7 separate regions of the Homo sapiens genome follow, and all the other regions are linked to region 6. Evidence: chromatin contacts called from ENCODE Hi-C or POLR2A ChIA-PET data. All regions are on one chromosome and are shown on one strand. The core of a region is the stretch at or near the end of the contact, and the rest is flanking DNA. Distances in the headings are between cores, read along the strand shown.

Region 1 (3,630 bases), core at 578-3,077, 860 kb after region 6:
GAAGCCCACCTCCCAGCCTGCAGGTTGTAACCCTTTATAAGAAATAAAGTCAGCCTGGCACGGTGGCTCATGACTGTAATCCCAGCACTTTGGGAGGCTGAGGTAGGAGGATCACTTGAGCTCAGGAGTTTAAGATCAGCCTGGGCAACATAATGAGACCCCCGTCTCCACAAAAAATAAAAAAAAATTAGCTGGGTGTGGTGTGAGAGCCTGTGGTCATGGCATCTGGCATGATTTTTATAAAGATAGTTTTATTTTAAGTATAAGAGTAGTTTTTGGGTAAGGTGTGGTGGCTCACCCCTGTAATCCTAGCACTTTGGGAGGCTGAGGTGGGTGGATTGCTTGAGGCCAGGAGTTTGATATCAGCCTGGCCAACATGGTAAAAAATGCAATGATCCTAGCCCTTGCCTCTTCCTGTACTTAAGATACTGTCTGACAGGATTAATGATTATGCTTCTGTGACCTATAAACAGATGTACTCTTGCACCCAAACCTTGATGAGATTTATGCTCTAATGTAACTTCTGAGCACATTTGATGTAATTTCTGAGCACATGGAGAGCCGCCACCACCAGTGTATAAACTGTCGGAAACACTGCTTTGGAGCAGTCTAGCAGAAACTCCCTGAAAGGCTCTCCCGGGTTGCAATTCTTGGTAAGACTTCTGAATAGAACTAACTTTAAATATTTAAAAGCTTGTTTTTTTTTTTCTTTAGTTGACATAACAAAGCATACCTTAGAAGTCTTTTTTTTTTTTTTTTTTTTTTTTTGAGACGGAGTTTCGCTCTTGTTGCCCAGGCTGGAAATGGCGCGATCTCGGCTCACCGCAACCTCCGCCTCCCGGGTTCAAGTGATTCTCCTGCCTCAGCCTCTGGAGTAGCTAGGATTACAGGCATGCGCCACCACGCCCGTCTACTTTTGTATTTTTAGTAGAGACGGGGTTTCTCCATGTCGGTCAGGCTGGTCTCAAATTCCCGACCTCAGGTGATCCGCCCACCTCGGCCTTCCAAAGTGCTGGGATTACAGGCATGAGCCACTGCACCCAGCCAGAATTCTTTTTCCTCTTACAGAAAAGGAAAGGTTTCACCATGTTGGCCAGGCTGGTCTTGGACTCCTCGCCTCAAGTGATCCACCTGCCTCGGCCTCCCAAAGTGTTGGGATTACAGGAGTGAGCCACCGCTCCCGGCCTGTACTTAGTTCTTTTAAAGAGAAAACTGGCAGGGCGCAAAACTGGCCAACATGGAGAAACCTTGTCTCTTCTAAAGAAACAAAAATTACCGGGCATAATCCCAGCTACTCGGGAGGCTGAGGCAGGAGAATCGCTTGAAGCCGGGAGGCGGAGGTTGCAGTGAGCCGAGATCGCGCCATTGCACTCCAGCCTGGGCGACAGAGCGAGACCCTGTCTCAGAAAATAAAAAATAAATAAAGAGAAAAAAATACTGACTTTCAGCACCAACTTGTGGTCCCAGGTAAGTTTCCACGCTGGTACTTTAGCCCTGGGCTCGAACCTGCGGACACGCTGTGGCTGCAACTCCCCGCCCGCCAGACCTCAGTACGCAGCGCGGCTGGTGAGAAACATAATGCACTCTGACTTCCACGCGTGGAATGGGGAGATGGACTGCACGGCGGGCGGACCTGCTCGGGCTGATGGACGGCAGGTGGACTGATGTGCGCAGGGACTGGCGGCAGCGCGGTCAGAGCCAGTCAGCCAAAGCCAGGCCAGCACAATAGACTGTCCCGGTTCCCGCCAGGAGGCGGCCGAGCACCAACTGTACGGTACTGCGCCTGCGCCGCGACCGCCAACGCGCCCAGTCTACGCTTGCGCGGCGCAACAGGGCCGACTGCAGCTGGAAGATGGCGGCGTCCGTGGTCTGTCGGGCCGCTACCGCCGGGGCACAAGTGCTATTGCGCGCCCGCCGCTCGGTGAGGTGGTGGCGAGAGCGCGGGGCTTCGGGACAGGGCTTCGGGAAGCGGACAGGTGTGGGCTGTTAGCAGTGGCAGGTCGAGGTGGGGAGGACGCGGGGTCAGGGCCGTGGGAAGGTCACGGCGGAGGGCGGGGAAAGGTATCTCGCCGCTTGCCTAGGGGCGGGGTTCGGGGGTCCTCCTGAGGACCTGGGAGGTGGGGAGCGATCCCCTGACCGAGTCCTCACTCGCGGCTGTTCCCTTCCACAGCCGGCCCTGCTGCGGACGCCAGCCTTGCGGAGTACGGCAACCTTCGCTCAGGCGCTCCAGTTCGTGCCGGAGACGCAGGTTAGCCTGCTGGACAACGGCCTGCGTGTGGCCTCCGAGCAGTCCTCTCAGCCCACTTGCACGGTGAGTTGGGGACGCTTTTGGGGAGAGGGCCTCCAGGTTGGGCCTGCCGTCTTTTCCCTGGTTGGGGTGTGACCTTGGGCTCGAGTCTTCCCGTTTGTGGTTTGGGTTCGGACCCAGGACCACTCACCCCGAGAATGGCCCCATTCCCTACCCTAGCCACGCCTTGGCTTCACGGGACAATCTTCACTATAAGCCAACATTATTTAGCATATAATGCCCGTTAAGTAGGCGGCCAAATTCTTTTCCAGCCTTTTGTTAAGGAGCCCATATAAGGGAAGTGATCATGTCTCCTCTTATAATGCGGAAAATGGGATTCAGACACCTTAGGTGACTTGCAGGGGTCCAGGTCTGTCAGCCTCACTGCCCAAGGTCATAATCTCCAGGCTAGACCAGAAATACATTTTAGGAAGCAAATGCATTTTAACAGTACAATGAAATGTGTGATTTTCCAAAAAATACAAATTCTCTAAATTGACACAAGAAATCTTGAGTCACAGATAGATATATGAATAGGTGAGAAGATTCCCAAGAAATAATTATCTCCTCCTCCTTTCAGCCCCCAGCCCCAGGGCCAGATGTTTTTATTGACACATCCTTTTAGTTTTCCAGAAACAATGTCCTGCGATTTAAATTGTTACTAAGCATAGGAAAAGGTGGCCTGCAACTTCCTTGTTATATGTCACTTGTTATAGTAAAGAATGCTATATTACATGAACTCTAAAATGTGCTAGATTGTAAGGAGCTGTCTGTGCTCCAGTGCCAGAGAAAGAATCTCAAGAATCTTGCCAATTTTAATCAAAGGATACTATAGATTGTAAAATGCCTCTTGCATTCCAAGATGTTAGATGTGAAATACATGTTCATCTAAGATTGTGTGATATATGGTATATGCATTGACATCTCTTAGGAAAGCAAATATCACATGTTCTCACTTATCAGTGGGAGCTAAAAAATACGTACATACAGATGTAGAGAGTGGAATGATGGACAGTGAAGACTTGGAAGGATGAAGGGGTGGATGATGAGAAACTACTTAATGGGTCCAGGCCTGGAGGCTCACACCTGTAATCTCAGCACTTTGGGAGACCAAGGCAGGCGGATCAGCTGAGGCCAGGAGTTCAAGACCAGCCTGGCAAACATAGTGAAGCCCCATCTCTACTAAAAATACAAAAATTAGCCATGCATGGCACACGCCTGTAATCCCAGCTCCTGGGGAGACTGAGGCAAGAGAATCGCTTGAACCCGGGAGGCAGAGATTGCAGTGAGCCGAGATGGAGCCACTGCACTCCAGCCTGGGTGAGAGAGCGAGAGTCCATCTC
Region 2 (3,794 bases), core at 830-3,329, 620 kb after region 6:
CAAAAACAAACCCAAACAAACAAAATGGCCAGGTGCAGTGCCTCACGCCTGTAATCCCAGAACTTTGGGAGGCTAAGGCGGGCAGATCCCTAGGTCAGGAGTTCGAGACCATCCTGGCCAACATGGCAAAACCCCGTCTCTACTGAAAATACAAAAATTAACTGGGCATGGTGGCAGGTGCCTATAATCCCAGCTACACAGGAGGCTGATGCAGGAGAATTGCTTGAACCTGGGAGGTGGAGGTTGCAGTGAGCTGAGATCGTGCCATTGCACTCCACCTTGGGCGACAAAAGGAAGACTCCATCTAAAAGAAAAAAAAAAAGCCAGGTGCGGTGGCTCACGCCTGTAATCCCAGCACTTTGGGAGGCTGAGGCGGGTGGATCACGAGGTCAAGAGATTGAGACCATCCTGGCCAACATGGAGAAACCCCATCTCTACTAAAAATAGAAAAAATTTGCTGGGTGTGGTGGTGCACGCCTGTAGTACCAGCTACTTGGGAGGCTGAGACAGGAGAATCGCTTGAACCTGGGAGGCAGAGCTTGCAGTGAGCAGAGGTCATGCCATTGCACTCCAGCCTGGGCGACAGAGTGAGACTCCTCTCAAAAAAAAATAGGGGCCTGGCAGAACGGTCGCCCTCATTCCTTCCAGATGCCTTTTGAATGCTCTGCTGGATGGGTGGTTGGCTGAGCCGTGGGGCATCTGAGAACAAGTCAGTAGACCTTCTCCAAGAGTATGCAATAAGGACTGAGCAGGAAAAAAGTTGGAGACTGCCTGTCCCCTCACAAAGTTGATGGTCTAACATTCTTCTCAGGGTCAAGAAACTTGTCCAGGGAGACACTGCTGTTTATAATCACAGGCCTGCTTAGCCTAGAACCTGGGCTGGCCTCTTCATCAGTGGGGATGAGGGCTCCTTGCTCCCAGCTGCTCAGCTCCCAGCAGCATTGAGCTCCTGGGTGTGTGCCAAGCCTGTATGGGAGGTGATAGGGAGGATTTTAATTAATACTGAGTAATTACCAGGCGGTGTTTAAGCATCCCAAATGCCCTCAGGTTCCCAAACCTACAGCTACTCTCTTCCTGGCTAGGCCTGTAAGGAGAGGGGGACTCTGCTCTATGCCCAGTGGGCCTTTGGTTAGCACGTAGGCTGTAGACTGGACATCCCAGGAAGGTCTCCACCTTTTTCAATACCCTTCCAGTTTGGTAGGAGGAGGAGGGCAATTTGGGAAATAGTCTGGCCTCTACAGTTCACCTATACCATCTTCCCAGGGGCAAAGGATAACAATGCCTGTGGTCTGCTCAACTTCATCAAGCAGTGTTGACCTAGGGCCCAGTGTAGAATGTGGGGAGAGGAATGGGCAGACCTAGATCTGGGGACCCTGGTGAAAGTGCTCCAGGAGGAACAGGCACAGAGGTCTTTGCTGCTTTTGGCCTTATTTCCCTTTCTCACTGTACACATTTGGCTGAGTGAACTCTTTCAAATTTATTTTTCTGTCTGTGGCTCTCAAATTATGATCTCATTCAAACGCCTACTTCCTACAAGGCCTTACCCGTTTGACATCTCAGAGACCTGACAGACTCCTGAGTTATTCCACCATTCCACCTGGCAGCCAAGGTGGTCTTGACTCCACCAGGCCTTTGCTCTTGTTGTATGTTCAGATGGCTTTCCTCCAGATCTTCCCCTGGGCGGGTCCTGCTCAGGCCTCGGGGCTAGCTTGAATGTCACGCCGGAAAGTGAGCCCTCTCTTGCCCTTCATCACAGCAGAATCACACTGATGTGCTCGTATGCTTCTGCTTCTCGCTGTGTCTCTGGTGCTTAGTAAGTGCTGGCCAAAAAGAGGCTCTTGGCATCAGCTGAAAGAATAATTTAAAGGTCTTCAGGACCAGGCGAGAGGCACTAATCGGTCCCCTTCATGGGTAGACCGTTCATTACCTAATTCCCTGGATTCCCTCCGTGAGCTGGCATCAGGAACACTCCACTGTCTCGACCCCCCGACAGCCCGAGGGGGCGGGTCATCTAGTGGCGCAAGCGCACTGAGGGCCGGTGCTAAGCGGGGACGCGCACGCCCGCGGTGGCGTGCGTCACAACCAGGACGCCTGCCCCGCCCGTCCAGCTCGCCTGCCCGTCGGTCCCCGCGGCGGCGGCGGCTGCCCAGTGACAGCGGCGGCGGTGCCAGGTCGGCCGTGGTAGCGTAGGGTTGCGCGGCCCGGAAACGCAGAGCCGGCCAAAGAGCGGCGCGACGTGAGCCGGGGCCGTGCGCGAAGAGACCTCGCGGGCGCGGAGCGAAAGGCCGGCGTGAGTGAGCGCGGAGACAGTGGCCGCCGGCGGCCCAACCCGTCTATCCCTTCGGCCGCCGCCGGCATGAGCCACATCCAGATCCCGCCGGGGCTCACGGAGCTGCTGCAGGGCTACACGGTGGAGGTGCTGCGACAGCAGCCGCCTGACCTCGTCGAATTCGCAGTGGAGTACTTCACCCGCCTGCGCGAGGCCCGCGCCCCAGCCTCAGTCCTGCCCGCCGCCACCCCACGCCAGAGCCTGGGCCACCCCCCGCCAGAACCCGGCCCGGACCGTGTCGCCGACGCCAAAGGGGACAGCGAGTCGGAGGAGGACGAGGACTTGGAAGGTAGGCTGTGGGCGGGGCCCTGGGGAGTGGTGCAGGAGGTCTCCAGAGGTCTAGAGGGGTGGCAGGGAGCCAGGTGTCGCGCCGCAGCCAAGCCGACCGCAGGCTGGGATTGGGAGCTCTGTAGCCGCGTTTCTAGCGTTTCCCTGAGACACCGGCGTGAGCCCGCGTGCGCCACTTCCAAATTGAGCTCCGCGATCCTGCGAGCCCTAGAGCGCACCGAGTGATTTGTCAGATCCAGCCTTGAAGGAAACGTGCGCGCTGTCGGCCCTGCTAGAGGATCCCTCGCCTTTGCTTAAGACCCTTCACCAGTTTTGGCTTCGAAGACAACAGCGTTCTCATCCAGTGACTTGTGTTTAATTGATAGGACAGTAAGTTTGTTTGGAAATAATAATTTTTTTTGAAAAGTTACTGTGAAAACTTTTAAGCATAGACAAAAGAGGAAAGGTGAGATGAATCCCTATATGCCATCACCTACATTTAACAGTTGCGTTTGTCACAAAGTTTCATCCATACCTTTTTTCTTTCTTTGCCGAAGTGTATTAAAGCAAATCTCTCAGGTCATTTCACCTCTGCTTACTTGAGTTTGTATTTCTTCAAACATGGTCCCTGGGAATATTCCTATTTTTAAAAACTTGGCCAAAACGATTGAATCAAATTTGGTGAGAGTAAATAATTATCTTGCCGGCCGGGGCAGTGGGCCCCTATAGTCTATACCAGCTACTCTGGAGGCTGAGGAGGAAATATCGCTTGAATCCAAGAGTTCGAGACCAGCCTGGGCAAAATAGACACCCTACCTCATTTTTGAAAACGAAAAACCTGGCCGGGCGTGGTGGGTCACGCCTGTAGTCCCAGCACTTTGGGAGGCCGAGGCGGGTGGATCACCTGAGGTCAGGAGTTCGAGACCAGCCTGGCCAACATGGCGAAACCCCGTCTCTACTAAAAATACAAAAATTAGCCGGGCGTGGTGGCGGGCGTCTGTAGTCCCAGCTACTTGGGAGGCTGAGGCAGGGAGAATCGCTTGAACCTGGGAGGCGGAGGTTGCAGTGAGCCAAGATCATGCCACTGCACTCCAGCCTGGGCGACAGAGCGAACTCCGTCTCAAAAAAAAAAAAAAAGAAAAAGGAAAAACCCAGTAACTATATTCTTGTTTAGTGGGTGGGTTGTAGCTTTAAAGGA
Region 3 (3,614 bases), core at 932-3,431, 810 kb after region 6:
AACTCTATAAGGCTAATGACACAGGTCAATAGCTGAGGTGATGAACAATGGACTCGAGATCTCAGTGAGGTCAAAGAACTGCTGGATAATTGAGCTGGACAGGTTGGCCAGGTCTTCCCCTGGAAAGGTACACCTGGCTGGGAGTAGACAAACACAGGGTGGGGTGGAAAAGGCAGGAGAAGGAAAGGCTGAGAAGTGTTAGTGGCAGTATCTGCCACACCCTTACCCTGGTCTTCTGATCGCTCCATCTGCCGCCCAGCAGCCTCAAATCCAGGTCTCTGGGTCCTGGGTGGACCTCTAGTTGGGAGCTGATAAGAGAAGGAGGATAGGCTGGGCACGGTGCCTCATGCCGGTAATCCCAGCACTTTGGGAGGCTGAGGCGGGCAGATCACTAGAGGTCAGGAGTTTGATACCAGCCTGGCCAACATGGTGAAGCCCCATCACATGGTGAAGCCCCATCACACCACTTCACTCCAGCCTGGGTGACAGAGTGAAACTCCATCTCAAAAAAAAAAAAAAAAAAAAAAAATGAGGTTAAACCACATAGGGGTCTTATTAGGAGGCAAGGGCAAGATTTGGAGGTGGAGAGAAGAACTACCACCACTATCACTAACATCTGGTTTTTGTTTTTTTTTTTTTACCGGGAGTGCATTAGGAGCTGCCAATGGGGCTGGGGCATAGAGGTGAGTGCAGATTGAGGGAGAGGGGCTCCACAGAACAGCCACAAAGGGAGGATGACAGTGGGATGACACACAGCAGGCAGCAACATGGAGAGTGATCCGCAATCAATCTCACTACTCAGAAGTGAGGAGCTTTGCTCTCCAAAAGGAGTGTTAGCTGGGACCAGCGCCAGCCCTATTGGTGAGAGGGCAGGGCTTGATTTCCCTCAGCCATAGTCCCTTTATGTCTCTGCACATTTGCCCACACAGTCTCCAAGACCTAGGATGCCCACCCCCAATCCCTATCCCTCCCTGCCCTTCCTTTGCAGATGCGGATCTCCCCTTGGTCATTCAAGGCACTGCTCAGGCATCTTATGCAAGAAGGCGTCCCAGGTTGCGAAGGTGACTCAGACGCCTCCTTTGGGACTCCAACACCCTTCCCCGGCAGAGCCCCTGCCTGTCTGCCTCCGTGGTGTCAGGTTTTGTGCCCTCTACTCACTAGATTGTGGACACAGAAAGCGCTGGTGCTGTCAAAACCACTTCTGGGTTGCCGGGCGCGGTGGCTCACACCTATAATCCCAGCACTTTGGGAGGCCAAGATGGGCGGATTGCTTGAGCCCAGGAGTTCAAGACTAATCTGGCCTACATGGTGAGACCCTGTCTCTATAAAAAATGCAAAAATTAGCCAAGTGTGATGACATGTACCCGTAGTCCCAGCTACTCGGGAGGCTGAGGTGAGAGAATCGCCTGGGGAGTTCGAGGCTACGGTGAGCTGTGATCACCACTGCACTCCGAAAGAGTGAGACCTTGTCTCTAAATAGATAAATAAAACTACTTTGGGGGACTCGCTCCTCCAGCCCCTGCACCGATTGGCTCCCATTCAAAGGAGTTCAGCCCTAAGTGCCTCTGCAGATCTTCCACCCCCACTCACAAACCCGTAGGAACCCCGGCCGTGTATCAGGCCCAGAGCTCTGATCCTGGGGAGGTCCTCAGATTCGTAGACAGGAGAGGGAACAACTGGACACCTGTTGCCTGACCTTGGTAGCCACAAGGGGCGCTCGGGAGGTGGAACCCGCAGAAGCCCCGCCTCCCGGAAGCGGAGCAGTCAAGGGGCGAAAGGATGCGCCGACTGATTGGTTGATGGTGATGTCATAGGGACCGTTCGGGGCGGGCCAGAGGCCTTGGCCAGGAGTTCCTCGCCTGTTAGAACCAGGATCCACCCCATCGCGGGAGCCGCACCCTGTGGAGCGTTCTGGGGTCCCGGCCCTGACCTCTTCCTGGGCTTCGGGATGCCCGCGTCCTCTGCACCCGGCGCTGCAGCTCGTTATCGATTCCGCCTTTGGAGGCCGGTCCGTATAGTGTACCTCCCGGACTCTCTCACGGTTAGCCGGCAACCCGCGGAGCCCCCTCCCCCATGCGATGAGTCCGCCGTGAGGGGCGGGGCCTCCCATTGTGCCAATAGAAACAATGACTGACCGATTGGAGTGCTCCGCGTTCACCCCTCGCCTCCGCTCCTCTCGTGACGTCTGTTGCGCCAGGTCCACCCATTGGCCTGGCGAGACCGGCGCGTGCCAGGAGTTACGCAGGGAGAGCTGGAATGCACCGAGGGTGGGGGGAGGACTGAGTTTCTGTGTCAGTCCCTTCAAGGGGTTAAGGCATGCGGTCGTGACGGACGAGGGGCGGGGACCCGAAGAAGCGGGGCCCGCAGCCATGGGGCAACGCCGGGCTCCACGTGGCATCCCAGAGCACTCGGGACTCGCAGCCTGGGAGGGGGTGCAGCCTCCAGTGAAGGGGCCCCGAGCCCGGGAGACTGCTGGGGACCAGCAAGGCAGGGAAGAATTTGGCCTCTGCTCCCGCCTCGGGAGGGTCATCTCTGGTCCCTGCTCCGCAGGGGCGATCCAAACAAGCAGGTGGTCGCGACATGTTTCATAAAACTAGCTGATGGGATAGTTAAAGCTATTGTTCGGGGTGCTGGCACCCCAGACCCCTCTCCAGCCATCGTCCCCTCTACCCCAGGATTTCACACAGTACCCCCTCCCAGAGCTATGAGAACGCTCATGGGCACCAAAATTTCAGACCAAAATCCGGGACACGGTTCAGAACTAGTGGTCAGGAAGGGGGAACAAGAGATCTGGAAGGACAGAAAAAGGCTGGGAGACGGAGCTGGGACAGCGCCCTAGAAGGAGGGAGGTGGGTGAAGGCGGCGACCGAAAGTGGGGAGGGCGGACCCAACGACGGCGAACCTTCGCGCTCTGTTCAGCACCAGGAGCAACGCTCACGTCCTCAATAAAGATGGCGGCAACATCTTCGGTCCTCAGAGCTGCCATGCGCGATGGGTTGTACCACCGTGTTTCGGGCGCCGGGGCAGAGGTGGAGCGAACCATCGGGGCGGCCGGGAGCCATGTTGGAGCGGCGGGAGGCGGCAGCAGCGTCGGGGATGCTGTGGTGGGGGCGGAAAAAGCCAGGGCCGCACGCCGGAGGGGCTCCGGCCGCGGAGTAGATGGTGCCCAGAGGGCGGCGGGGGTGCGGAGAGACAGGCGGAGGGGCGGGGGCCCGGGGCGGCGGCAGGGGCCCGGGAGGGGGCCCGAGCGGCGGGGCCAGCCCAAGGCCCGGACCGGGGCGGGGGGCGGTGGAGGCCGTGCAGGGAGGCGGGGGATGATGGCGAGGCGGCCGCCGTGGCGGGGCCTCGGGGGACGGTCGACCCCCATACTCCTGCTCCTTCTCCTCTCTTTGTTCCCCCTCAGCCAGGAGGAGCTGGGGGGCGGTGGGCACCAGGGCTGGGACCCAGGCTTAGCTGCCACTACGGGGCCAAGGGCGCATATCGGTGGCGGAGCCTTAGCTCTTTGTCCGGAGTCTTCCGGGGTCCGGGAGGATGGGGGGCCTGGCCTGGGGGTCAGGGAGCCTATCTTCGTGGGGCTCCGAGGGAGAAGGCAAAGCGCCCGGAATAGTCGAGGG
Region 4 (3,602 bases), core at 831-3,330, 910 kb after region 6:
CAAGAGGGCTGGCTGTGTCACGAACAGAATGAGTGGCTTTGGAGAAGTAGGGAGCAGGTCACGAGGGGCACCCAGCTCATCAGGAGCCGCCCATGGATGTGCTCAGATCTGCTGGGACTGGGGTGGAGGAATAAGCGGGTAGATACTGCAAAAGGAGGATGAGGAAGGAGGAAGTTGTTGACTCTGCCTGGGGCAGGGTGTTCCCAGGGCAAGCAGCTAGAGCTGGTTTGGGGGAGGGTCCAGATGGGCTTCCAGCATGTGGACCTTTGGAATCTTCAGTTCCTATGAAGTGGGCAAGACATCTGTGTCAGTCATCTTAAGGGTCCTTGCCAAGCTTTAAAGAGCTGGGTGGACTTGGACTGATCCAAGGCAGGGCTGTGGCAGGGAGGGCATGGGAGGGGGTGCTACACCTATAGCCCACGAGGCCAGTCTTGTTGCCAGTCCCATGCCCTCAACACCTGGCTCCTGGCTGGGTACACACTGGGCAGAGAGAACCTGAGGATGCAGGGCACCTGCCAGGGGTGTTGTGGATGACATCGCTAGAGGGCAGTGTGGCTCAGGTTGAAGCCGTGTTGGTGGGGGCTGGGGCAGAGAGTGTACAAAGCTTGGAGAGGCGGGGCTGGGGATCCCGAGGAGGCGGGAAACTGCAGGAGTCCGGTGGGGGCCAAACAAGAAAGTGAGCCAGGGGTTTAGGAACTTCTGGATCTCTCCCTTGTTCCTTGTCCCCAGTGCATTTTCAAAGACAAGAGGGAGATACAAATATAGTAAAAGGCAACCATAACGTATTTTAAAATGAATTTCTTAGAGATTGACATACTTAATTTATACTGTAATACTGTAAGATAGACAATGTGCACATCCCATTTTCCTGAAGAGAAAATGTTATTAACATATTATTTTCAAAAAATATGTAAAACTTTAGTTAAAAAAACCAAAATACTAAAAATCAAAAAAAAATTGTAAAAAATGAAATTCTGGAAAGACGATTAAGATACTCCCAGGGCTTAGTGAGTACCCAAAGTACTTGGTTACTAAGTGCCACGCACGGCCGGGCGCGGTGGCTCACGCCTGTAATCCCAGCACTTTGGAAGGCTGAGGAGGGCGTATCACCTGAGGTCAGGAGTTCGAGACCAGCCCGGCCAACGTGGTGAAATCCCGCCTCTACTAAAAATACAAAAATTAGCAGGGCGTGGTGGTGGGCGCCTGTAATCCCAGCTACTTGGGAACCCGAGGCAGGAGCATCCCTTGAACCCGGGAGGCGGAGGTTGCAGTGAGCCAAGATAGCGCCATTGCACTCCAGCCTGGGCAACAGGAGCGAAACTCCGTCTCAAAAAAAAAAAGTCCCACGCATTTGCTCCCAGCAGCCAAAGCAAAGAAAGAGGAACAATATTGAAATGTGTTTTGAGTCTCTATCCATGAGGTAAAAGAGCTTTTCCAGCGTGGTTGAGCATGCTCCTATGGACGGCGGAAGAGTCCCGGGGCTCGGAGCAGTCAAGGGGGACCCCGAGGAGGGGCAGGAGGGCGCAGCGGAGTTGACGGCTGGGACTGCAGGCCTACTGGCCCCTGTCGGCTCTGACCAACCTGGCCGTGCGGGTCACGTAGGCCTCGTCCCACTGCATGAAAACCCCTCCCTCCTGGGGGCCCTGGGCTCCCTAGCAAGGAGGTAGCAGAATTCACGCGTGCCGCTGCTCAGGGATGCAGCGCCAGGGCGGAGCCCGTAGGTGGGGCCTATGCAAATCAGCGCGGGCAGGTTGGGAGAGCTGAGTTTGCGCATCCGGGGCGGGCCTGCACAATCCGGGCCTTGAACTGGGGCGGGACCAGTACAATCCGGAGTTGAGCATGCGCATTCTCGATCCTGGCCTGAAGAACTGGGCCCACTTGTTCCAAAACGGGCGGGTAGGTGAGTTGGGCATGCGTGGTCGGAGGCCGGGCCCCTTTCAGCTGGGGCGGAGCCTACTCACTCTGGGGCGGGACCTGCGGGAAGATAGACATGGGCTGTCGCGGCTTGAGGAGGGGCGGGGCCCAAGGGGCGGGACCTCGGGTGGCCCGAGGTGGCCCGGCTGCTGGGTTGGAAGCGGCGCAGTCCGACTCATCCCGGCCCCGGGATGGCGTCCCCACGGGAATTGACACAGAACCCCCTGAAGAAGATCTGGATGCCATACAGCAATGGGCGGCCCGCTCTGCACGCTTGCCAGCGCGGTGGTGAGGCGGGGTCCTCTGGGAGGAGGTGGGAGGTGCACCGGGATGGGTGGGTAGGGCGGCCTGGGCGGGGGTCTCGCATGGAGAAGGGGCGGGAGACAGATGGGGAACCGGGGACAGGTGAGGTTGCCGTGACTGGGGAGGCTGCTGGGGACAGGTGAGGCGGTCGTGACAGTGGTGGGCCAGAGACAGGTGTGGCAGAGCAGGGGGCGGGGACAGGTGTGTGGGGGCATATCGGCTTGGCGGTGGCTAGGTCTGGCCACCATCACCTCGGGGAGGGCTCTGGCCCCCTCGCTTCCCTCTCCAATCCCCATCGCCCCCAGTCTGGGGAGGACCCTGTGGGCACCCCAGGCCCTTCCCTCTCTCCTGGCCAAGGAGTGTGGGCCGGGTTGTTGGACTGGAACTGAGCTGTGTGGCCCTAGGTGAATTACTTGGCCTCTCTGAGCCCAGAACTTTCAAAGGTGGGCTAGTTTTCCAACAGGAGGAAGGGTGCCTCTTGGCCTTAAAGCTGAGCTTGGGCAGGAACTTCAGCAGAGATGTGCTCAGGATAGAGACAGAAAAGTATGCCGTGTGGGCCTGTGTCTGTGTCCCGGGACATGTAAGTATCCACCTGGGGTCATGGGTGTACAGTAAAACTGGAGAGTGAAACAGCTAGGAGAATGCTGAAATTCATGGAATTGTTAAGGGGCTCACCTCTCCTAGGGTCCCAGGTGTTTAAACCGCTTCCTTGAGTTTCTGCCTGTCCTTAAATGAGCTGGCAGTTTTTTTTTTTTTTAAGAGATGAGTCTCGCTCAGTGGCCCAAGCTGGAGCAAGTGCAGTGGCGCGATCATAGTTCACTGCAGCCACGACCTTCTGGGCTCAAGCAATCCTCCCACCTCAACCTCCCGATTAGCTGGGATTATAGGTGCGCCACCACACCCAGCTTTTTTTTTTCTTTTTTCTTTTTTTTTGTAGAGACAGGGTCTTGCTATGTTGTCTGGGCTGGTCTCCAACTCATGGCTTCAAGTGGATCCTCTGGCCTCGGCCTTCCGAAGTGTTGAGATTACAGGCGTGGGTCCTGGCCTGCAACTTTTTTATTACCAGGAAAAGAAAGATTTGTTTTAGGAGTAACTGAAACATTGTAATGAATTTGCAGCTTGTCCAGCACCTCAGAGAACATCTAGTTTAACAGACAGTGAAATGGAGATCAGGAGATTGAGTGACATGCCTGGGTCTCCCTGTGATCCTGCCTCTGCTTATGTATGATAAGCAAGGGGAGAGTTCTTTGTGCTCATCCTGCTGCAGCAGCCTGGAGCCATGGCTTTGATCATGATATGAGTCCTGGGGGAAGGGTGTGTGTATTTCTGGCCACACTGTGAGTCCTGGCAGGGGAAGGCCATGTTTCTGACCAGACCAAGTCGTG
Region 5 (3,415 bases), core at 860-3,359, 770 kb before region 6:
GCTCTATGGTCCAGTCTTGCATTTCCTCGGCCACCACAGTAACTGCAATCGCCTGGGGAGAGGCTGTCTAGAGACTCCTGGCTGGGCACTGGGAGGCAGCGGTACCGGAAGTGCCCTCCCCAGGCCCGTCGGGCAGCAGCAGCAGCAGCGACGGGCATTCCGCCGCGTCGACACCCACTCACTGCCGCTGCCGCACTCACAGCAGAGACAGGAAGAGGCAAGCGCCCAACGCAAAGCAGCCCAGGAGGCTGGGCCGCCGCCCCTTCCCGCCCCTTCTCTTCCTCCCTGAGGCAGCAGCGAAGCGGATGCCATTTTGAAACCTCCAAGGCTGTGCCCCGGAGGCCGGGTCCGCAGGGACAGTCAACAGATGGCCCATAATGGACATACATGCTGTTCCTCGGCCACAGGTCCAGCACGAAAAGCCCTGCTTTTCACAGCCTGGGAGCCCTATGACAGTTCTGAAGTCGAGGGGCCACACCCCCCCATGCACTTCTCAGCCTACAACGGTGCTGCGCTGTTGCAAGGGCCTCCCTCCCCCCAACTCTAAAACCCCCAAATCAAAATTAGACTGCCACTGGGCACCACACCTACTTCCAGTGGGAAGCTGGATGGGGACAGCCAGTAGGCCCACCGTCTTTGCAAAAGGCCAGCTGGGATGCTCAGAGGCACCCTGGCCCACCCCCAGCTGGCCCCTCAACTCCTCATTCAGCTAGTCCACCATCCCCCTTCACAGGGTCCCAAGATCCAACAAGCCCCCCAACTCTCAGAGGCTACATCCCAGGCCTTGCAGCCCAGAAGGGGTGTGGGCAGCCCAGCACCTACTAGCAGATCTCCTGGGCTCACCCGCAGGGGCAGCAATATGTCGGCTGTCTCACCACTTCCACTTCCCCCCACTCCTCTAGCAGCCACCATCTTTTCTGGCCTTGGAGGCGGCCACAACCCTAACTCCTCCACTCTCTCTCCTACTTCCCAGACTGGCCTTCGAAACTGGAAAACATAGAGCCTCCTTGGGAAGCCTGAGGCCTGGCCCCCTCCCCCAGCGTGACCAGTGGAGCCTCAATCCAGCCCCGTGGGGGTTCTGCATAAGGCAGCCTAGGCCCTCTCCAACCCAGGGCTCCCGCCTCCTAGCCCAGCCCACTTGGTGCAGGAAGGGTGGAGGGATCTGGGGAAGGCCAGAGTGTAAGAGGACTTAGGGGAGGATCAGCAGAGGGTTTCGGGAGTGATGCCTGCAGAGAAGGATCTGGAGGGCAGGAAGCAGGGAGCAGGGCTCGCTGAAGGGGTTCCAGCTGGAGATGGGGCTCAAGAGCAGTTTCCCACTCGAGAGGTTCCTTGGGTCAGAGTGCACAGGTGGAGGATACAGATTCCAGACTAGGGATGGGGCACAGAAGGAGAAGGAGGGAGTGGGTGGGGGGCCTGGCAGGGGCCCCGCGGGATGCTCATGCCCAATAGGAATAAAAGGCGCAGGTGAGGAAAACAAGCGGAGCCTGAGGGTTGGGGAACAAGTGGCGGGCATCCTGGGGGTTTGGGCAAAGTGTAGGGAAGGATGGCGGGGCTCTGAAGTTCTGTGAAGCTAGTTAGCAAGGGGGGATGGCCAAGCAGGGCACTGGACCGCGGGTGTTGGGGCACTGTTGACTGGATTTGGAGGTCTGGGGTCTGGGATGAGACAGGGGTCTGGTCTAGAGTCTGGGCAGGATCAAAGGTCTAGTCCAATCTAGAGTTTTCAACCCTGGTCCTGGCCCAGGTGTGGGGTCCCAGACAGCCCGGGTCTGGGAGTTTGAAGCCCTAGTCTGGGAGGTCAAAGTCCTTGTCTGGGGATTCGAGCTGGGAATCAAGGATCCCAGTGCGGGACGCGGCCTCACCCAACAGCAGCAACTTCACCTCCCGCGCCGCCTTCTCTCCGTCCTCCCGCAGGTTCTTGTCGATCATCTTAGAGCGCTCGGCCGCCGCCTTGTCCTCGGCGCTCACGGTGCAGCCCATCCCGCCGTCCGCCGGCCCGGCCGCCGCCCGGCCCCCACACGGCCCACGGCCCGGCTCGGCCCCGCCCGACCCACTCCGCTCCCACCACCAGCCCTCTGCGGGAAGCACTCGGGTCGGCAGTTCCGAGCGACTGCGGGAGGCGCCTTCCCTACCGCCGCGCACCGACGGCGGGGCGGGCCGGGGGTGGGGCCTGGGCGAACCAAGCCTGTGACTGGGCCGGGGCGGGCTTGCAGGCGGGGCCAGAGGAGATTAGAGGCTGTTGATTGGCTCGAGGGCGGAGCGAAGGGGGAAGTTAGGCGCAGCCCAGGCTCGGGCCTGGGCTGCAGGCGGGGCCACGCGGAGAAAAGGCAATAGGGGTGGTTCCAAACCCCGGGACCCGGCACTGGGCGGGCTGCAGGCGGGACCGGGCTGTGATTGGGTGCGGAGCGCCGGGAGCTCTGTTGCTGGACAGCCGGGAGGGCGGATCTGTTAACCCGAGGGTGGGGATCCGGTGCCCTCGAGGGCAGAGCAGGAACCAGCCCTCTGAGCTTCTGCGAGTTGGGCGAGTTAGGTGGAGGAGGCGTGTCTTTGTCATTTGTTAAAGTTAATGAGTCCAGTAAACTTGTTTTGGGATCTACGAACTCGGGAGCCTTTCTGGACTGCGGTTTTCTCAGTCTTAAGGCGGGTTTACCGCCTTCTCCCTCTGGGTTGCAGCTAGTCGAAAAAGGAAAAAAAAAGGCCGGGCGCAGTGGCTCACGCCAGTAATCCCAGCACTTTAGGAGGCCGAGGCGGGCAGATCACTTGAGGTCAGGAGTTCTAGACCAGCCTGGCCAACATGGTGAAACCCCATCTCTACTAAAAATACAAAAATTACCCGGGCGTGGTCGTGGGCGCCTGTAATCCCACCTGCTCAGGAGGCTGAGGCGGGAGAACTGCTTCAACCCGGGTGGCGGAGGTTGCAGTGAGCCGAGATCGCGCCATTCATTGCACTCCAGCTTGGGCGACAGAGCAAGACTCCGTCTCAAAAAAAAAAAAAAAAATTGGTTTCCATCTTTACACCTTTGCCTAGGCTGTCTCCTTTAGCTGGGTGGCTTCTCATATCCATCCTTCCCCAATCTACCGGGAGGCATTCTTCGGCAGGCAGCCATCCTGGACTCCAATCTGGGACCAGGCAATCAGGACCCAAGGGAGAAAGGGAGAGAGGATGAGAGGGTGGAGAGGGAGGAAGAGAGGAGGGCGGGCAGGCAGGGTGAGGGGGTTGGGAGGGAAGAAAGAGGAAGAAGTTGCCACTGGACTTCTAGAAACAAAAGTGGCCATGATCTTATGACCTGTCTCTTCCATGGCCTGTCCACGTCTGGAGGTGGCCATGATCCCACATCCCACCCTCCTGTGGCCTGTCCCCACTGGGCAATGGCTGCAACCCTATGGCCAGGCAAAGGTGGGGTGGAAGCAGCAGTGT
Region 6 (3,687 bases), core at 1,188-3,687:
TCCTGAGTAGCTGGGACTACAGGTGCCCACCACCACGCCCGGCTAATTTTTTGTATTTTTAGTAGAGAGGGGGTTTCACCGTGTTAGCCAGGATGATCTCGATCTCCTGACCTCGTGATCCGCCCGCCTCGGCCTCCCAAACTGCTGGGATTACAGGTGGGAGCCACCATGCCCGGCGATAAAGTTTTTAATAATCAAATGCCAGGCCTCCTTTCCTATGCATCGACGGCAGTCTAAGTGGTCCCTAAGTGGTCCCTCCAAATCCCACCATCCTCAACACTAACCAGACACAAGCAACTCTGTAGGTCACTATACCAGGTAGTCAACAAGGAATTTAAATCCTTGGTTATGCTTGGTCTTCTGGCCCATGCATTCCAGAATGTAGCTCCTCCCCCATCATGGCAGGACATCCCCTCTGTACTACCTTTTCAGTCTCTCTTTTCTGATGGCTCCTTCTCCCTCCCCACCTCTCCTCTGTTAGCTGACTTAACTGCCAGAGGTCCTGACCCCCTCCCTCTTCCTGCCACTCCACCAGCAATATCTTTCTAAACACAGGTCTGGGTCACACCACTCTACTGATTAAAAGGCTCCCCAGACTCCTGCACCCCGCATACAAAGTTGGAACTCCTGAGCACAAGGCAGGCCCAGAGCTCGCACCTGCCAAGCTGGAGGACTCCCAAGCACTATTTTAGGTGCTCATGTACATGTGGTTCCCTGTGTCCAGGCCTTGATGTCCCCCACTAATTCCTGCTGGCCCTGAAAACCACAGCTCAGGAATTCCCTCTCTCCTCAGGCTACTATGTGAGCACGCTTAGCGGGCAGACACTATTAATCATGGGTTCCCTGGTCCCCACTGCCCCCTAAACTGAATTCCTTAAGGGCAGAAGCAGACTCTTTTACATGGGTCCCTAGGATCTACCACAGAATTTGGCAGGTAGTGAATCAAAATATTTGTTCAAATGAATAAATGCATTTTGCAAAATCAATTTTTAAGAACAGTGAGGATTTGCACTGTGCCTCTTTTAACAAAAGCACATGTCAGCACAAGCTTTTATATCCCATAGGGTCTTCACATGATGGATCCAACTCCCTACTGAAATCTGATTTCTCCAAAATACAGGACACAGGCCATGAGCTCTTCTTCCTTAGTTCACAGCAAAAAAAACCCACAAAAGTTCAACTAAACTTCTCCATACTCAAACTATGGATTTTTATGCCTCCAAAATGTAGTACGGTTGAATTCTTTTTTAGAACAGGAACATTCCAAAATAATGTCTCTGAACTTAACTAAGCATAGAACCTGATAAAACTGCAATACCCCATCTACACCAGACTTTGCAAAACACCTGAAAGCACATCCAGCTCTTTATCTGGAATTATGTCCTATAAACACCACCTTCCCTTCACGGAGTCTGGCTTCTATGCCAGGAGTCACTTCTACTCGCTTATTTAGGGAAGCAGCAGGCTAGAATCTTAAGTTAGACTCTGCGCTATGAAGGTGCTGTCCCAGGCTCTTGCCTCAACCAGTCAAAACTTCATCGTCACCATTAAAACTAATTCTGAAGCAACTCGATTTACAAAAATAAGAACTTTTCAAGTTATAGAGATTAAAGGATGCATTTTAAGTTACCAGTTGAGTTTGTAGGAAACTAACTTAGAATTTATGGCAAAAAGATTCCAAGCCGAGACGACATTTTCTGTGGAGACACTATCCAAATACACTCGCAGGTGAACCAGGTCTGCCAAATACAAAGTGAAAAGGTAGTAAGTAAACAAGCTTCCAAAGGAGCTCAAGTAAGGATGACGGAACCCACCAAGGCTCTGAGCAGCTCTGACAGAGCAGTGGCGGCAGCGGTGCCCTTCCCTGCCTCTAGCGGGGCTCGACTCCCCACAGTCGGAATCCGGCCCAACTGGGCCACAACCCCTATTGGAAGCCAGGGAGGCGGCCCGCAGGCGGCTCACGACCGCGGCCAAGGCGCAGGCTCCACGTTCCCGGGAGCGCGGGCCGAGCTAAGGCCTGGCCCATCGCCGCGGCGCGCGGCCCGGGCCTTGCAGCCGAACGCTCCGAGCCTTTGCCTGCGGGACCCAGAGCAAAGGGGCGGCTCCGCCCGGGCGGCACCGCCTCCTCACCCACAAGGACGTCCGCGGCCGTGTCCCCGCCCCGGGCCGAACAGCGAGCAGCAGCAGGTGTTCCGCGGAAGGCTCAGCCGGCAGCAGGGATGGGGGCCCAAGCAGCCAGGCACAGCGGATAGGGCGGGCGGTGCACTCACCCAGCGCCGGCGGGAGGACCGCGGCAGGTGTTCGCTCCTCCTGGCCCCAGGACGCCGCCACCGCCGCTCCCCGGGGATTCGGCGCGAAGCTGCCGCCGCCGCCACCGCCAAGCCTAAGAGGCGCGAGCGCCGCGCCGCAGCCTTCGCGCGAGCACGTACCGGGCGGTGAGAGGGCGCTGAGCGCAAGGGCGGGGCGCGCGGCCGGAGCCTAGCAACCGCCTGACACGCGAGTGTTGCAGCCAATCCAGCGGCCAGCTCCGCGCGGCGCCGACTGGCTGTCCGCGCGCCGCCGGCTTCTGCCTGCGTCGGCCGCTCCGCAGCGCGCCGCACCCGCGCGCAAGCCCCGCCCCGGCCAGCACCTCTCTGCTCATTGGCTAGCCACTCCCCCGCCCTAAAAGTCACGCCCCATTATGGAAGCCTCGCCCCCACGGCCAGGGAAGTCCGTCCCGGGACACACCCCGGCGGTCGGTCCCGGTCACTCGGAGCCTTCAGAACCAGTAGTGTGGGGGAGGGGCTCCCCGCCCAACTTCAGGCCTTTGGGCCTCTAAGACTAATCAAGGGACAGTCAGGACTGCGAACTGGCCCAGCAACTGGCCACCCGTCGACTGCGTTCAGCCCTCCTTATTTCCTTCGAATGCAAATCAAGGGGTATTTCTAAGCCATGAGAACAATCAGGAAGCGTTCTCTCAATTGCAAAGGATGAAAGCCTTGCTGCCCGGCCCTTACACGGATGGGAGACTGAGGCCAGGGACAGGAGGAGCGGGAAGCTAGCTCATCTCCTAGAGCCTCGCCCACAGCAGGCTGGGGAGTCGGAAAGCGCCTCAGGCCTAACCCTCGTCCCCTCCCCCTGCCTGGAACACTGGAATCCGACGCCTGCTCTCCTGCCCAAAATAGCTCTAACTCGCAGGCGCTGGTCACTCACTCCTAGTGGCCTGCATTCTTTTGGTGGGGGAAGAAATAAGAGAGGGGGGTTGCTGCCTGGAACATTCAAGGGGAGGGTCCTAAGGTAGCTCTAGCTCTCCCCAGGACTTAACCTGCAGCCCCCCACCCCAAAAGCCCCAGACTTCACAGTTACTGAAACTGACAGTTACCGGATGGGTCTGGGAATGAGACCCGTGGTGGGCTCTGCTTCTCATCCCCACACCATGCGCAGGATGGGTCCATTCCCTCCTTGGCCTGTGGCCAGGCTGGAATTCCAGGCCTGCACTCTTGACAGCAAGCACATTCTGAACACAGAACTGGCTGCCACCAGCCATGGTTTCCTCCCTGGATCCCGGAGAGCTCTGGGGCTCCCTGGCTTTCCCTCCCTCCTCAGGAGCGTCTGGGAGATGCAAGTTGCAGAGATAAGAAAGGAATGCCCCATCTCCCAAAAACATACCTTTTTGCAATTATCTATACTTCAGTGTCTCGGCTCCAA
Region 7 (3,640 bases), core at 1,090-3,589, 750 kb after region 6:
TGAATTCTTGCTGTGTTTATTCACGCTGCATCCCTGGTGTCTAATCTAAGTCAGACCTTGATAAGCACTTGTGAAAGGAATGGAAGAGTGAATTAATGCTAGGGCGGCCCCAAGGTGGTAACTGCTATGAAGCGGCCGGGTACGGTGCCTAATGCCTGTTATCCCAGCACTTTGGGAGGTCAAGGAGTGTGTATCACTTGAGGCCAAGAGTTTGAGACCAGCCTGGCCTGGATAACATGGTGAAACCCCGTCTCTATTGAAGAATAGAAAAATTAGCCGGGTGTGGTGGCACACGCCTGTAATCCCAGCTACTTGGGAGGCTGAGGCATGAGAATCGCTTCAACCCTGGAAGCGGAGGTTGCAATGTCATAGCACTGCAGCCTGGGTGACAGAGCAAGATTATGTCTCAAAAAAAAAAAATTCTGAGAAGGTGGTAACTGCTATGGAAACATATAGAGCCAGGATGAGGGGATAAAGGTGGTACTGAGTGCTGGGGGCAGAGTGGGGCAGGTTACAGTCTGAAATGAGGGGCTCTGAGAGCTGGGGTGCAGCTCTTTGGAAATCTGTGCAATCCAGGCATGGGAACAACCATAACTCATACACTGTGCAGGAGAGTGCATGGGGTGTGATGTGTGAGGAACACTGGGAGATTGAGCAGCAAGGCCAAAAGCTGGCCGGGGAGATACAGTCGGGGGGGTGATAGGGAATTATGAAGGTCCTGATGTCTCTGGTTTTCCCTTGGGGAGGAAGTACTCCAGGGTTCTGAGCAGGGAATGGGAGGATCTGACTCATGTATTCACAGGCTGATGTGTGCAGAACAGACTGAAGGCATCAGGGGCAGCAAGAGGAGACCAGGAGGCAGCTGTGACATTGCACTCAAGAGAAATGGTGGCAGTTTGGACTCAGTGAAAGGTATGGAGGTGGCAAGAAGTGATTTCATTCTGGGTAGATGATGCTGATGGAGACAGCAGACCTTCCTGGTGCACTGAATATAGATGGGAAAGAGAGTAGTCAAGGGGTACTTTGAGGTGTTTGACTTGAGCAATAAGAAGGGCTGAGATGCTATCACTCAATTTGGGGAAAGTGGGGTGAAGTAGGTTTGGCGGATGAGCCAGTGTTAGGGTAGCACAAGTTGCGTTTGAGATGCCAGCAACTGGAAGTCAGAGTGCAGATGTCTAGTTGACAGTGGGACTAGTGAATCTGCCACTCAGGAAGGGTCTGGACTGGACAAACACTTTTAGGAGTGATTGACATGTAGGTGGCATTTGAAGTCATGAGCCTGGATAAGATTTTGGAAGAGTGAGTGTAGACAAAGAGAAAACACACAGATGAGAAACTGGTGAGACTGGAGGAAACCAGGAGGACATGGAGCCCTGGAAACCACATGCTAAGGTGAGAGGAGCTGCTCACAGAAGTCTCTCCTATCCACTGTTATAAGGTCAGGGATATTTATTTATTTTCCTTTTTTGTTCACTGCTGTATTTCCAATACCGAGTGTAAGTGCTTAATAAATACTTGTTGAATTAAAAAGTGTATGAGTGAATTTACACCTTTGCAAATGCCCAGTACACAGGGCTGCAACATTGTTCTCCTTTACAGAAAGAGCAGAGATCAGGTAGGAGGCTCTGCCCATTCTCAGTGGCACTAACCCTCTCCTTTGCCTTTCACAGCTATGCTGACATTCACTCAGGTGAGAGCCCTTCTGTCCAACACAGGCCCAAGACAAATGAGCCTCAGACAAGCCCTGTGGTGTGGTGCTTGGTGGGAGCTGGGTTGGGCACTGGGTCATCCACCAGTCCCCAGAAAACTCTATGGCCACTTCTCTGTCCACCCTTCCATATCTAATAATCTGTCTGTCTGTATCTATAACCATTTCTTTGTCCACCGTCTACAGGCACTCTTTTGTCCCTCTTTCCGTCTATTCACATCCAGTCTTCTGTCCATCTGCTAGAGTGACCAACTTCCCAGTTTGTAGTGGACTGTCTCTGTGTTAGCATTGAAATTCCTGCATCCTGCGAAATCGCTCACTACTGAACAAACCAAGACTGTTGGTCAATCCATCTGTTTCCCAGGTATCCTGCTGTCCATCGGCCCGCAGCTAGTCTATCCACCCAACCGCCCGTCAGACCTCCGGCCCACCCTCCCAGACGGAGGACAATGCTCCGCCCTCTCTGGCCCCGCCCCCAGTCACCGCCTTTTCCGGAAGCTGCTGCAGCGAATCCTGGCACCCTAGCAACAGCGCCTTTCAGGCTGTCCAGTCCGCGTGCGCAGCTCCTAGGACGAGCCAATAGTGAGGGGCACCGGGAGCGAGGTGCAGGGGGCGGGGCTCGGCCTGGCCGCAGCCATTTTGGTGCGAGAGAAACAATAGGACGGAAACGCCGAGGAACCCGGCTGAGGCGGCAGGTAAAGCTCGCGTCCTATGGCCCTAGTGCCCGAGGAGCTTTGAGGGAGATTTTTTCAGGCTACTGGGAAACGGGATCTCTGATCATTGGAGTCTCCCAGGTTATTTGGGAAAGACTTCTTCCGTGGTCATTGTGGGGGAAATCTCCCGGGGTCCCTGTGGATTCGATTTCCCTGGGTCATTTGGGAGGAGGGTTTTTCTTCTGATCATTGGGGGAGGGATTTCCGTGGTTTTGGGGGTCCAGCATCCTCCCCGGTCATTGGAGGGGGTCTCCCGGGTTTGGGGGAGGGCAGGATCTTTCCTGGTCATTGAGATCTCCCCGGGTCTTGGGAAGCGCAAGATCTACGGTGTCATTGAGGGGTCTCCCCAGGTCATTGGCGGCCACGATCTCCCCAGATATTTGGCGGGTGGAGGGGTCTTCCCGGATCTTTGGATAGGGAGTCAGCTCAGCGCCTCAGGTACTGTTACCTGGGGTCGGCAGATGTGCAGCCATTTTGAGTGTTGAATGCCATTTGGGCCCGTCAGATGGTGTTCGATGAGGGAATCTACACACTTAACCTTATTATAGAAAAAATGCCTTTAAATGGATAAGAGGACACCTTTATAGTGATATTTCCACTCTTTACGTTTGATTACAGACCGCTTTTGTCTTTTGCATCCTAATGGCTTATTTCATTTTAGGATTGTATTCGTTCTCATATATCAACTAAGCTACACTAGCAGAAAAGTGAGTGAAAATAAAATGTAGAAACCAGTAAAATCCAGTGCTCTTAAATACCAGGGAAAACAGAACTAGTCACTGCTTGGAATTAAACATTTCCGTAGCAGAATGTACACAGAACAAAAAATCATCTTGAATAGTTTTAAGAAAAAGTACTGGCACTTTGGAACGTGGTAACAAAAATGTTGTAGATCATCGGTTCTATGATATTTTTAATAGAGGACCATGATTACAGTAATTTTGTTGAATTCTAGTGTTTAAAATGTTTGCTGTATTTGCAGTTGTAGCCAGGTAATATTTTAAGTGAACTAAGATGCTTATTTATATAGGTTGTTGCTGTGGGGTTTGTATAATTGCATCGTGTAACTTGGGTGTTAAGTATTTAAAGAGAAGCTTCAGGGTGTTGTTTTAACTTTAGCCACTATCAGAGTTAGAAAGGGCCAAATGAATACTTTATCACATTTGACATAATAGGCAAATTGATGGCCTAGTAACTTTTTTTTTTTTTGAGAAAAAGT

What was found. A loop is a pair of places that touch in the nucleus more often than their neighbours do. ChIA-PET counts read pairs that join two places held with the same protein, here RNA polymerase II (POLR2A). Pooled maps may share reads with other maps.
Region 1: a loop to region 6 is called in a pooled map, with 16 times the contacts of the local background. The contact joins the promoter of UQCRC1 here to the promoter of DAG1 in region 6. A Hi-C loop is called at or near these places in 8 of 50 pooled maps. POLR2A ChIA-PET finds 5 or more read pairs at or near these places in 2 of 52 experiments (A549 and WTC11).
Region 2: a loop to region 6 is called in a map of B cell, with 6 times the contacts of the local background. The contact joins the promoter of PRKAR2A here to the promoter of DAG1 in region 6. A Hi-C loop is called at or near these places in 1 of 168 maps with a recorded cell type or tissue (B cell), 1 of 37 single-sample maps with no recorded cell type and 9 of 50 pooled maps. POLR2A ChIA-PET finds 5 or more read pairs at or near these places in 3 of 52 experiments (A673, GM10248 and MCF 10A).
Region 3: a loop to region 6 is called in a map with no recorded cell type, with 16 times the contacts of the local background. The contact joins the promoter of LINC02585 here to the promoter of DAG1 in region 6. A Hi-C loop is called at or near these places in 1 of 37 single-sample maps with no recorded cell type and 6 of 50 pooled maps. POLR2A ChIA-PET finds 5 or more read pairs at or near these places in 2 of 52 experiments (WTC11 and activated CD4-positive, alpha-beta T cell).
Region 4: a map of B cell shows a loop between it and region 6 (24-fold over the local background). The contact joins the promoter of PFKFB4 here to the promoter of DAG1 in region 6. A Hi-C loop is called at or near these places in 1 of 168 maps with a recorded cell type or tissue (B cell), 2 of 37 single-sample maps with no recorded cell type and 10 of 50 pooled maps. POLR2A ChIA-PET finds 5 or more read pairs at or near these places in 1 of 52 experiments (CD8-positive, alpha-beta memory T cell).
Region 5: a loop to region 6 is called in a pooled map, with 17 times the contacts of the local background. The contact joins the promoter of GNAI2 here to the promoter of DAG1 in region 6. A Hi-C loop is called at or near these places in 2 of 37 single-sample maps with no recorded cell type and 11 of 50 pooled maps. POLR2A ChIA-PET finds 5 or more read pairs at or near these places in 2 of 52 experiments (RWPE1 and activated CD4-positive, alpha-beta T cell).
Region 7: a loop to region 6 is called in a pooled map, with 16 times the contacts of the local background. The contact joins the promoter of IP6K2 here to the promoter of DAG1 in region 6. A Hi-C loop is called at or near these places in 2 of 37 single-sample maps with no recorded cell type and 11 of 50 pooled maps.

The regions. Positions count from the first base shown.
Region 1 is chr3:48,607,843-48,611,472 of GRCh38, reverse strand. UQCRC1 (ubiquinol-cytochrome c reductase core protein 1) reads left to right here and starts at 1,827. Exons shown (of 13, transcript NM_003365.3): 1 at 1,827-1,921; 2 at 2,171-2,311. The coding sequence starts at 1,853. RefSeq lists enhancers at 1,437-1,546, 1,243-1,757, 1,837-1,936 and a silencer at 2,107-2,206.
Region 2 is chr3:48,846,159-48,849,952 of GRCh38, reverse strand. PRKAR2A (protein kinase cAMP-dependent type II regulatory subunit alpha) reads left to right here and starts at 2,079. Exons shown (of 11, transcript NM_004157.4): 1 at 2,079-2,618. The coding sequence starts at 2,357. PRKAR2A-AS1 (PRKAR2A antisense RNA 1) reads right to left here and starts at 2,016. Exons shown (of 3, transcript NR_109997.1): 1 at 1,928-2,016; 2 at 1,545-1,848; 3 at 1-966. RefSeq lists a silencer at 1,937-2,266.
Region 3 is chr3:48,662,335-48,665,948 of GRCh38, reverse strand. LINC02585 (long intergenic non-protein coding RNA 2585) reads right to left here and starts at 2,181. Exons shown (of 3, transcript NR_111921.1): 1 at 2,136-2,181; 2 at 227-308. CELSR3 (cadherin EGF LAG seven-pass G-type receptor 3) reads left to right here and starts at 3,063. Exons shown (of 35, transcript NM_001407.3): 1 at 3,063-3,614. The coding sequence starts at 3,315. RefSeq lists enhancers at 657-1,241, 1,608-1,677, 1,738-2,097, 2,412-2,997, 2,868-3,057.
Region 4 is chr3:48,555,281-48,558,882 of GRCh38, reverse strand. PFKFB4 (6-phosphofructo-2-kinase/fructose-2,6-biphosphatase 4) reads left to right here and starts at 2,080. Exons shown (of 14, transcript NM_004567.4): 1 at 2,080-2,202. The coding sequence starts at 2,106. RefSeq lists enhancers at 1,368-1,457, 1,588-1,677.
Region 5 is chr3:50,234,898-50,238,312 of GRCh38, reverse strand. It overlaps GNAI2 (G protein subunit alpha i2), which reads right to left and starts at 2,109. Exons shown (of 9, transcript NM_002070.4): 1 at 1,860-2,109. The coding sequence starts at 1,977. RefSeq lists enhancers at 297-376, 2,231-2,841, 2,842-3,415 and a silencer at 1,902-2,361.
Region 6 is chr3:49,469,017-49,472,703 of GRCh38, reverse strand. It overlaps DAG1 (dystroglycan 1), which reads right to left and starts at 2,437. Exons shown (of 3, transcript NM_004393.6): 1 at 2,271-2,437. RefSeq lists a silencer at 2,019-2,758.
Region 7 is chr3:48,715,920-48,719,559 of GRCh38, reverse strand. It overlaps IP6K2 (inositol hexakisphosphate kinase 2), which reads left to right and starts at 2,339. Exons shown (of 6, transcript NM_016291.4): 1 at 2,339-2,403.